Regions from separate parts of the Homo sapiens genome. Here regions 1 and 2 are each linked to region 3. The links are chromatin contacts, found by Hi-C or POLR2A ChIA-PET in ENCODE. All regions are on one chromosome and are shown on one strand. The core of a region is the stretch at or near the end of the contact, and the rest is flanking DNA. Distances in the headings are between cores, read along the strand shown.

Region 1 (2,700 bases), core at 113-2,612, 650 kb before region 3:
AGCCTCCCGAGTAGCTGGGACTACAGGCATGTGCCACTACGCCCGGCTAATTTTGTATTTTTAGTAGAGACGGAGTTTCTCCATATTGGTCAGGCTGGTCTCGAACTCCCGACCTCAGATGATCCGCCTGCCTCGGCCTCCCAACGTGCTGGGATTACAGGGGTGAGCCACCGCGCGCGGCCCAAAGTGCACTTTTTAATATGCCTTCACTATTCAACCACGGGCACTCATGGGCCAGAAAGAACAAAGGCACAGTTAACTCCACTGCTCTGGAGAAAAGAAAGCTGACAACAAGGAATCTGATGCCTTCCTTCAGTGGGAAGGAAACACCCTGACATTGGAAGTGGTCTCCACACCGGGTTGTACACTGATGGGGGGCGGAGTCGGGGGCAGGCCAACACCTCAACAGCAGTCACCAAAAAGGTGCTTTTAACTATCAATAGCAAGTATTAACATGTTTATAGATTGCTGCTAACAGCTGGCCAAAGAAAGGTACATACAAATGCCCCTTTTTAAAAAACAAAAATAGCAAGGATTGTAACCGTAGGGGTGGGGGGCGGGGTGGGGGAAGCACACACTAAAAATCAGTTTGGGCAGAATTTAAGCTGTTAAATGGACACACTTAGCAAACTCTCTGGGCTCCATCGGCCCCCACCTCCCCTCTGGAAACATCGCCTCGCCCAGGAATTAGGACTGCGTGTATGTTCGCCTAACACCTGCTGCGGCCTCCAGCGACATCGTCGCCGACAGGACTGCGCTGGCACCCTCCCTGCTGGGCTAGTCCTGTCTCCGTCACTAAACGCCTGTGACCTTAGGTAAACTGCTTAGTCTCAGTATTCTCATTCGTAAAATGGGGATGAGAACACAGTCGTCGCAGGATCGCAGCCAGAATTCGTTTCATTCAACACGGTGCCTGGCACTTCTATGTGGACCTGCGGGCAGACGCGGCGACATTCAACAGAGTCCAGGAACCGCAGGCCCCGCGGCCTGGGCGGTCAACCTCGGAACCTCCTGCAACGCTGGCTCCCGGGAAGCAGACCCAACTCCGCGGGGCGCCTCCACCTGCCAAGCCCCTCCAGCCGCGCCTCTCCCCGAGCCCGCCAGCGCCGTAGGGGCCGCAGGGCGCAGGGCTTCGGAGGACCGGAGGCCGGGGCGGGGACAGCGACCCGGCGCCCACCCCGAGGGCCCCACGCGAGGGCACCACGTCCCCGGCGTCTCCCCGGGCTCCAGGGGCAGCAGCGCGGCTCGGAGCCCTTTACCTGCCAACGATCACCACGCAGCCGGCCGCGGAGGACGCCATGGTTGGGCCGGGGACGCGGCGCCGCGGGCGCTGGGACCAGGCGCCGGCGGAGCTGCGAGCTCTGGGCTCCGGGGAGGGCGGGTCCCGCGCCCATTGGCTGCGCGCGCGGACCGGGAGGGCGGGGAGGGCCGCTTGGTCCCTGAGTGGGGTGCGCGCCGCGGGCCCGAGACACCGGGAGACACACGGCGCGCCGACCCTCGTGGGCAGGGGCAGGACCAGCGCGGGGGCACGTCGGGGGGTGGAAAGCGGGAAGACCACGCGCTTGTGACTGTCAGCATTCACCGTGAAGTCCGTGTCTATAGGAGGGGACACGGGCAGGCTGGCACGGGCTCTAGCGCTAAAGCACCCTAGAGAAACTGTCAGAGAATGTCCCCTTTGCTAATTCGTCTCTGAAAGACGCCTGCCGCTGCCGCCAACTGCGAACTGGGCGCAGGGACTGCGACAGCAGTGAAAGAGAACACCTGATGCGTTCATCTGCGCTACGGAAGGACACGTCTGAATTCCTCCACGGAGCACACTCTGCACTCGGTTTATGTATCAGAAAAAGGAAATGCCCTCGTGCCCTGACTCCTGGCCTTCTTGGAGCCCGGAACAGACCAAGAGGAAGGGGCATCACACATTGCCTGACAGTGGTGTGCGTCCACACAGCACAAGCTGAACGGGAAATGACACAGTCATTAGACAGAGGAGACAGTACTCAAGCTGGAACCGCAGCCAACACTGAGATGATAAAAGGAAGTCTTCCTTTGTTTCCCCTGAGTCAGGAACGTGGAAAGAGAAATCTCAGGGGAGGGGTTAGGTTTTTTTGTTTTGTTTTGTTTTTTAAAGAACAGTTTCACAAATTATCGATAAATATTTGTAAAGTATTCAACCTCAAGAGAAATGAAAAGTAACACAAGGAAGATAAGTCATCTCTCACTCATCAGATTGGCTAAGTCACATGGATTGATTATATTCCCATATCCGTAATGGAGTGTTTCGGACATGCAACTTACACACAGTAGAAGGCAAGCTTAAATGTTGAGGACTTTTTGGAGGGAATGTTACAGTACATTGTTGAGACAGCCGCTAGCCTGAGCAACCGCGCCTGCTCTGGCTGAGAATACAAGGCTCCAAAGCTTCCATCTTCTGATGGAGCAGTTTCTGTAGTCAGTTACACAGGCAGCCAATATAATAATCAAGGCACCCAGGGAGTGAGCATCCTGTGACTGCTCACTACCGGAGGCTATGGGGGCAGCAGACTGGCTTGTTTGCTGCTCCCTGCAAAGTCATGCCTGAAATCCCAGCGCTTTGGGAAGCTGAGTAGTAAATAATAGCTTGAGGCCAGGAGTTCAAGACCAGCCTGGGCAACAAAGCGAGACCCCTGTCTCTACCAAAAAATTAAAAAACTTATCCAGGCT
Region 2 (2,700 bases), core at 36-2,535, 700 kb before region 3:
CAAGCGACCTGGCCCAAAGGCTGATTCCACCTTTGGGCTCTGGGGTGAGATCTTTATCCTGTCATTTCTAAACAGATAATCCATTCAGTCATCAACAAATGTTTATTAAGTTCCTGCCTCATGCCAGGCACTGTTTTAGGTACTGGAAAAACAGCAGTAGATAAAGCAATCAAAAATATTCCTGAGGTGTGCAGGCAAAAATGATTGGGGGTGGAGAGTGGGTATGGCATGGAATAAATACTAGCACCCACTTTACGGGGGTGTCGTGAGGACTGAAGTGGGTCATTTTGTGTTAAGAGTGTGGCACAGGACCTGGTCCATGGTAAGGGATGGATGCACAGTAGTTCCCATTAGCTGCGGGTCATAGGCCAAGACTAAAGAAGAGCCATATCAGCCTCAGGAGGCCTTGGGAACAGAGGGGAATCACCTGATGCTGTGCAACTGGCTCTGGCCAGGCTCAGAGAAACCAGGGACCCTTTCAGCGGAAGATTCCCACCCACCACCTACCAACTAGGATGGCAAGATAGCAAGTGCCTTCAAACGCGAGCAAAGCAAGAAGCAAAAGGCCGCAGGACGAGTCCCGGTGACATATCCACAAATCACAGGCAGAGAGCCTGTTAAAGGAAGGCTGTGTAAGTGTACTCAGTCAGTGGAAAGTGGACTTGCTCCAGGAAGGCCACAGCCTCATCCTGGCCTGTGTCACCTGCCCCACGCACACGGCAGTTCCGGGGCAGGTCCTGCGCACGCGGCAGGAAGGAAGGAAACCACAGTAGGTCTCTCAGAGGAAACCACAGTAGCAGCCTCCTCTGCCAAAACAACAGAAATAGCTACTCCAGTGTCCCAGGTGTCTTCCCACACACAAATGTGCAATGCGATACTTGCTGAACGCCAGGGCCTCTGAAAGGCAGGAAGGTAATTAGCTGGGAGTGGTGGCATGTGCCTATAATCCCAGCTACCAGGAGGCTGAGGCAAGAGAATCACTGGAACCCGGGAGGCAGAGGCTGCAGTGAGCCAAGATCGCGCCACTGCACTACAGCCTGGGTGACAGAGCAAAACTCCATCTCAAAAAAAAAAAAAAAAAGGAAAAACGAAAGGCAGGAAGGTCTCTGCTGGGCAGCAGGGACTGATACAGGTCAACCAGACCCATAAGAGGTGAAAGGCCGCCCCTTGAAAGAAACCTTTTGATTTCCCCCAGTGGTTCAAACAGACTTACTGGGCAACAAGTCTTTGAATATTGACTTTCAAATGAAAATAAACACAGCAAGGCAGCTCTGCGTCAGCAGATATGCTCCCAGCGTGCTGATACCGCTAGGTGAGCAGCAGGGAGCCCAAGCCGGAAGAAAAACATGCAGCAGGGCCAGCACCGAGTTCTGCAGGTGTCCCTTACTTTTCATTAACATGAAGCTCCCAGATTCCCGCTTATGCCTCATACCTCTTAAAAACGCAGGCTCAGCAGGGCGAGGTAGCTTATGCCTGCAATTCCAGCACTTTGGGAGGCCAAGCTGGAGGATTGTTTAGGCCCAGGAGTTCAAGACCAGCTTGGACAACACAGTGAGACCTCGACTCTACTAAAAAATTACCTGGGTGTAGGCCGGGTGCGGTGGCTCACGCCTGTAATCCCAGCACTTTGGGAGGCCGAGGCGAGTGGATCACGAGGTCAGGAGATCGAGACCATCCTGGCTAACATGGTGAAAGCCCGTCTCTACGAAAAATACAAAAAATTAGCCGGGCGTGGTGGCGGGCGCCTGTAGTCCCAGCTACTCGGGAGGCTGAGGCAGGAGAATGGCATGAACCCGGGAGGCAGAGCTTGCAGTGAGCCAAGATCGTGCCACCGCGCTCCAGCCTGGGCGACAGAGCGGGACTCCGTCTCAAAAACAGCAACAAATAATTACCTGGGTGTGGTGACACATGCCTGTAGTCCTAGCTACTCGGGAGACTGAGGTGGGAGGATCGCTTGAGCCCAGGAGTTCAAGACGTCAGTGAGCTATGATCACACAGCTACATTCCAACCTGGGCAGCAGAGCAAGACCTTGACTCTAAAAATCTTAAGTAATTAATTTATATATATATATAATATTTGTATAAACTAGGCACTGTTTTAGGTGTTGGAGAAATAGCAGTAGGTAAAACAATCAAAAATATTCCTGAGGTGTGCAGGCAACAATGATTGGGGTTGGAGAGCGGGCATGGCATGGAATAAATACTAGCACCCACTTTACATGGGCGTCCTGAGGACTGAAGTGGGTCATTTTGCATAAAATGGGCGGCACAGGACCTGGCCCATAGTAAGAGATTGACACACAGTAGGTATATATACAGGCAGGCTCCATGGTGTATTTAATATTACATATTATCATTTAATAATGTTTAAAATTAAATATATAAAAATATTTTTAAAAATATATTAAAAATATATATAATAAATTTTAAAAAATTATTTTTATATTATATATTATTTTGTATACTAGATAATATATAATTGTATAATAGATAATATATAATATTCCATTATGTATTCTATTATATATTATACTAAAATATAATATACTATAGTATATAGATAGTATAATATATATTATATGATAATATATAATACTATACTATAAATACTACCATATGTATTATAGTATATATTACAGTATATTATATATTATCATTTTATAATATATATATTACGTAGTTATATATATATATATGTAT
Region 3 (2,700 bases), core at 185-2,684:
GGCGCCCACTACTATGCCCAGCTAATTGTTTTGTATTTTTAGTAGAGACGAGGTTTCACCACGTTGGCCAGGCTGGTCTTGAACTCCTGACCTCGGGCGATCCACCCACCTCGGCCTCCCAAAATGCTGGGATTACAGGCGTGTGCCACCGTGCACGGCCAAATCTTTTTTTCTTTTTGAGACGGACTCTTGCTCTGTCGCCGAGGCTGGAGTGCAGTGGCGGATCTCGGCTCACTGCAAGTTCCGCCTCCCGGGTTCACGCCATTCTCCTACCTCAGCCTCCCGAGTAGCTGGGACTACCGGCGCCCGCCACCACGCCCGGCTAATTTTTTGTATTTTTAGTAGAGACGGGGTTTCACCGTGTTAGCCAGAATGGTCTCGATCTCCTGACCTTGTGATCCGCCCGCCTCAGCCTCCCAAAGTGCTAGGATTACAGGCGTGAGCCACCGCGCCGGGCAGAAATAGACATTTTCAAGTGACTGGAGATCATTCATTATATAATTAAAGTAAAAGTAGTCTGCAGGGTGTAATATTTTAAAGCACATTACAATTATGACATTTATGAAATAATTCCAAAATCTGAACTACTTTTTCAACAATTTAAAAAATCTCTAATAAAAAGGGGAATGGTGAATTTTGCTTTATTTATATACACATATTTTTTTAAACCCCAGCACTGTTGAGTACTAGTGTTTGTGTTGGCAACATGGTTTAGCGGGAAAAACACAGAGGTTTACTGCAACTGTGGACCACGTGAGTGAGAAAAAAGTCACTATATGTGTAAAGTATTGTGTAAAGAACGTTAAATAGCTTGATTCTAAGAGAAACTGTTTAGGTTTACATGGTATTTTACTGACAAGCACACATATTGTATGTGACGAAAGCATATCACGTATAAATTAGTATATGTATTATGAGCTCAATCTGTTAATTTAGGTTCTTATTCTTAAGTGCTGCTGTCTCTGTTTATAACGTAATAGTGCTACTTTCATTATCTCAAGAGAGCCGTGGGGTTGTACATGGGTCTAAAACGGACACGCGACAAGGGTTCCTAGGAATAAACCATAAACAGGCCCGGGAGCTACGCTAACGCCAAACGCCGAGCAGTGAGACGCGCAGCACCCGCCCTGCGCCTCGGTGGCAGCCGTCCACGCCGTCAGTGCCTGGCGGTTCCCGTGGGACATACCGTCCACTCGCCACGCCCCTCCGCCCGCGGCGCACCCCACGCACCGTGCCCTGGCCGCCCGCCTCACGCACCGCTTTCCTCTCCGTCCAGCGCTCGCTGCAGCCGGGCCGTCTCGCAGTCCAGCGTGCTGGCCAGAGACCGCAGCTTCCCGCAGAAGCTCCGGATAGGGTCCATGCTGAGCACAGCGGGGAAGGACTCCAGGCGTACGCAGACCCCACCGCTCAGCTCACAGCCTCCCGCCACTAGTTTGAATCTCGGCGCCGGACGCGTCCTCGGCTCTGCGCAGGCGCAGTCCTCTCTCGCGAGAGCCGAAGTCTCTCGCCGAGGCCCCAGGAGACCCCGCGAGACGGGTGCGCTTACGCCACGGCGTCTGCTGGCGGCCGCGGAGACGCAGAGTCTTGAGCAGCGCGGCAGGTGAGTAGCTGTGCGAATTCGGTTCTCTAGGGAGCTCCTTCTTCGCCTGCTGGCCTTACCTGGGCTCCCCGCTTCTCTGGAGGGGAGGCGGTGCGGGAACTCCCGTAGGCGTGAGCTGGAGCGCGCGCCCGCTGCTCTCTCCAGGTCCGGCCGCGCCAGTTCGCCTCCGCAAAGCCCGTCCCTCTCTTCCGCAGGCACCATGTTCCTGACTGCGCTCCTCTGGCGCGGCCGCATTCCCGGCCGTCAGTGGATCGGGAAGCACCGGCGGCCGCGGTTCGTGTCGTTGCGCGCCAAGCAGAACATGATCCGCCGCCTGGAGATCGAGGCGGAGAACCATTACTGGCTGAGCATGCCCTACATGACCCGGGAGCAGGAGCGCGGCCACGCCGCGGTGCGCAGGAGGGAGGCCTTCGAGGCCATAAAGGCGGCCGCCACTTCCAAGTTCCCCCCGCATAGATTCATTGCGGACCAGCTCGACCATCTCAATGTCACCAAGAAATGGTCCTAATCCTGAGTCGTCACCCTTGGATTTTATGGATCACGGAGCTGACCATCTTTACCTGGTCCTGGAACTGAAAAACTGTAGCTTGTGTGAAAATGAGCCTTTGGACCAGTCTTTATTAAAACAAACAAACATGAGTAGTCTGCATATCGAATATCTAGAGCTCTAAACCCCCAATACTTAAAAGTCTAATTGCTGTCCTGTGGTTTCATTAGTCTGATAGGAAGATAGGGATTTCCTCAGTCACAGATGATATTTTGAAGGAAAGCTGCAATAAAGCCACAATGATTTGAGGTCTTTGCTTAAGTATGAGATACTTGATGGGGGCTTTATCATGCAACATTAGTTTGCTTACCTTAAGAATTGCCCAAAAATGAAAGAAAATATGAGCTTTTCAGTTAAACATACTCCTAAAAACATTTTCCGGGATTTTACTACTAAAATTGGACATTTAAGCGAAGTAAAAGAGGCCGGGTGCGGTGGCTCACGCCTGTAATCCCAACACTTTAGGAGTCCAAGGCGGGCGGATCACTTGAGGTCAGGAGTTCAAGACCAGCTTGGCCAAGGTGATAAAACCCGTCTCTACTAATACAAAAAA

The links. A loop is a pair of places that touch in the nucleus more often than their neighbours do. ChIA-PET counts read pairs that join two places held with the same protein, here RNA polymerase II (POLR2A). Pooled maps may share reads with other maps.
Region 1: a loop to region 3 is called in a pooled map, with 19 times the contacts of the local background. The contact joins the promoter of CRYL1 here to the promoter of SKA3 in region 3. A Hi-C loop is called at or near these places in 1 of 37 single-sample maps with no recorded cell type and 9 of 50 pooled maps. POLR2A ChIA-PET finds 5 or more read pairs at or near these places in 3 of 52 experiments (HEK293, activated B cell and activated naive CD4-positive, alpha-beta T cell).
Region 2: a loop to region 3 is called in a map of naive thymus-derived CD4-positive, alpha-beta T cell, with 8 times the contacts of the local background. The contact joins the enhancer-like site here to the promoter of SKA3 in region 3. A Hi-C loop is called at or near these places in 1 of 168 maps with a recorded cell type or tissue (naive thymus-derived CD4-positive, alpha-beta T cell) and 6 of 50 pooled maps. POLR2A ChIA-PET finds 5 or more read pairs at or near these places in 4 of 52 experiments (A673, activated CD4-positive, alpha-beta T cell, activated CD8-positive, alpha-beta memory T cell and 1 more).

The regions. Positions count from the first base shown.
Region 1 is chr13:20,524,495-20,527,194 of GRCh38, forward strand. CRYL1 (crystallin lambda 1) reads right to left here and starts at 1,363. Exons shown (of 8, transcript NM_015974.3): 1 at 1,260-1,363. The coding sequence starts at 1,300. RefSeq lists a silencer at 1,039-1,588 and an enhancer at 1,769-1,878.
Region 2 is chr13:20,475,291-20,477,990 of GRCh38, forward strand. All of the region lies in intron 3 of CRYL1 (crystallin lambda 1), which reads right to left. Among named protein-coding and RNA genes, the nearest start is that of MIR4499, 43 kb to the left of the region's middle. RefSeq lists enhancers at 816-1,015, 1,086-1,135. Within about 2 kb of position 1,286, at least 9 of the 41 ENCODE cell types and tissues checked have a DNase peak (open chromatin) inside an H3K27ac peak, as active enhancers do.
Region 3 is chr13:21,175,118-21,177,817 of GRCh38, forward strand. It overlaps SKA3 (spindle and kinetochore associated complex subunit 3), which reads right to left and starts at 1,435. Exons shown (of 9, transcript NM_145061.6): 1 at 1,258-1,435. The coding sequence starts at 1,360. It overlaps MRPL57 (mitochondrial ribosomal protein L57), which reads left to right and starts at 1,541. Exons shown (of 2, transcript NM_024026.5): 1 at 1,541-1,600; 2 at 1,795-2,700. The coding sequence starts at 1,800. The coding sequence ends at 2,108. RefSeq lists enhancers at 1-230, 953-1,675, 1,691-2,010.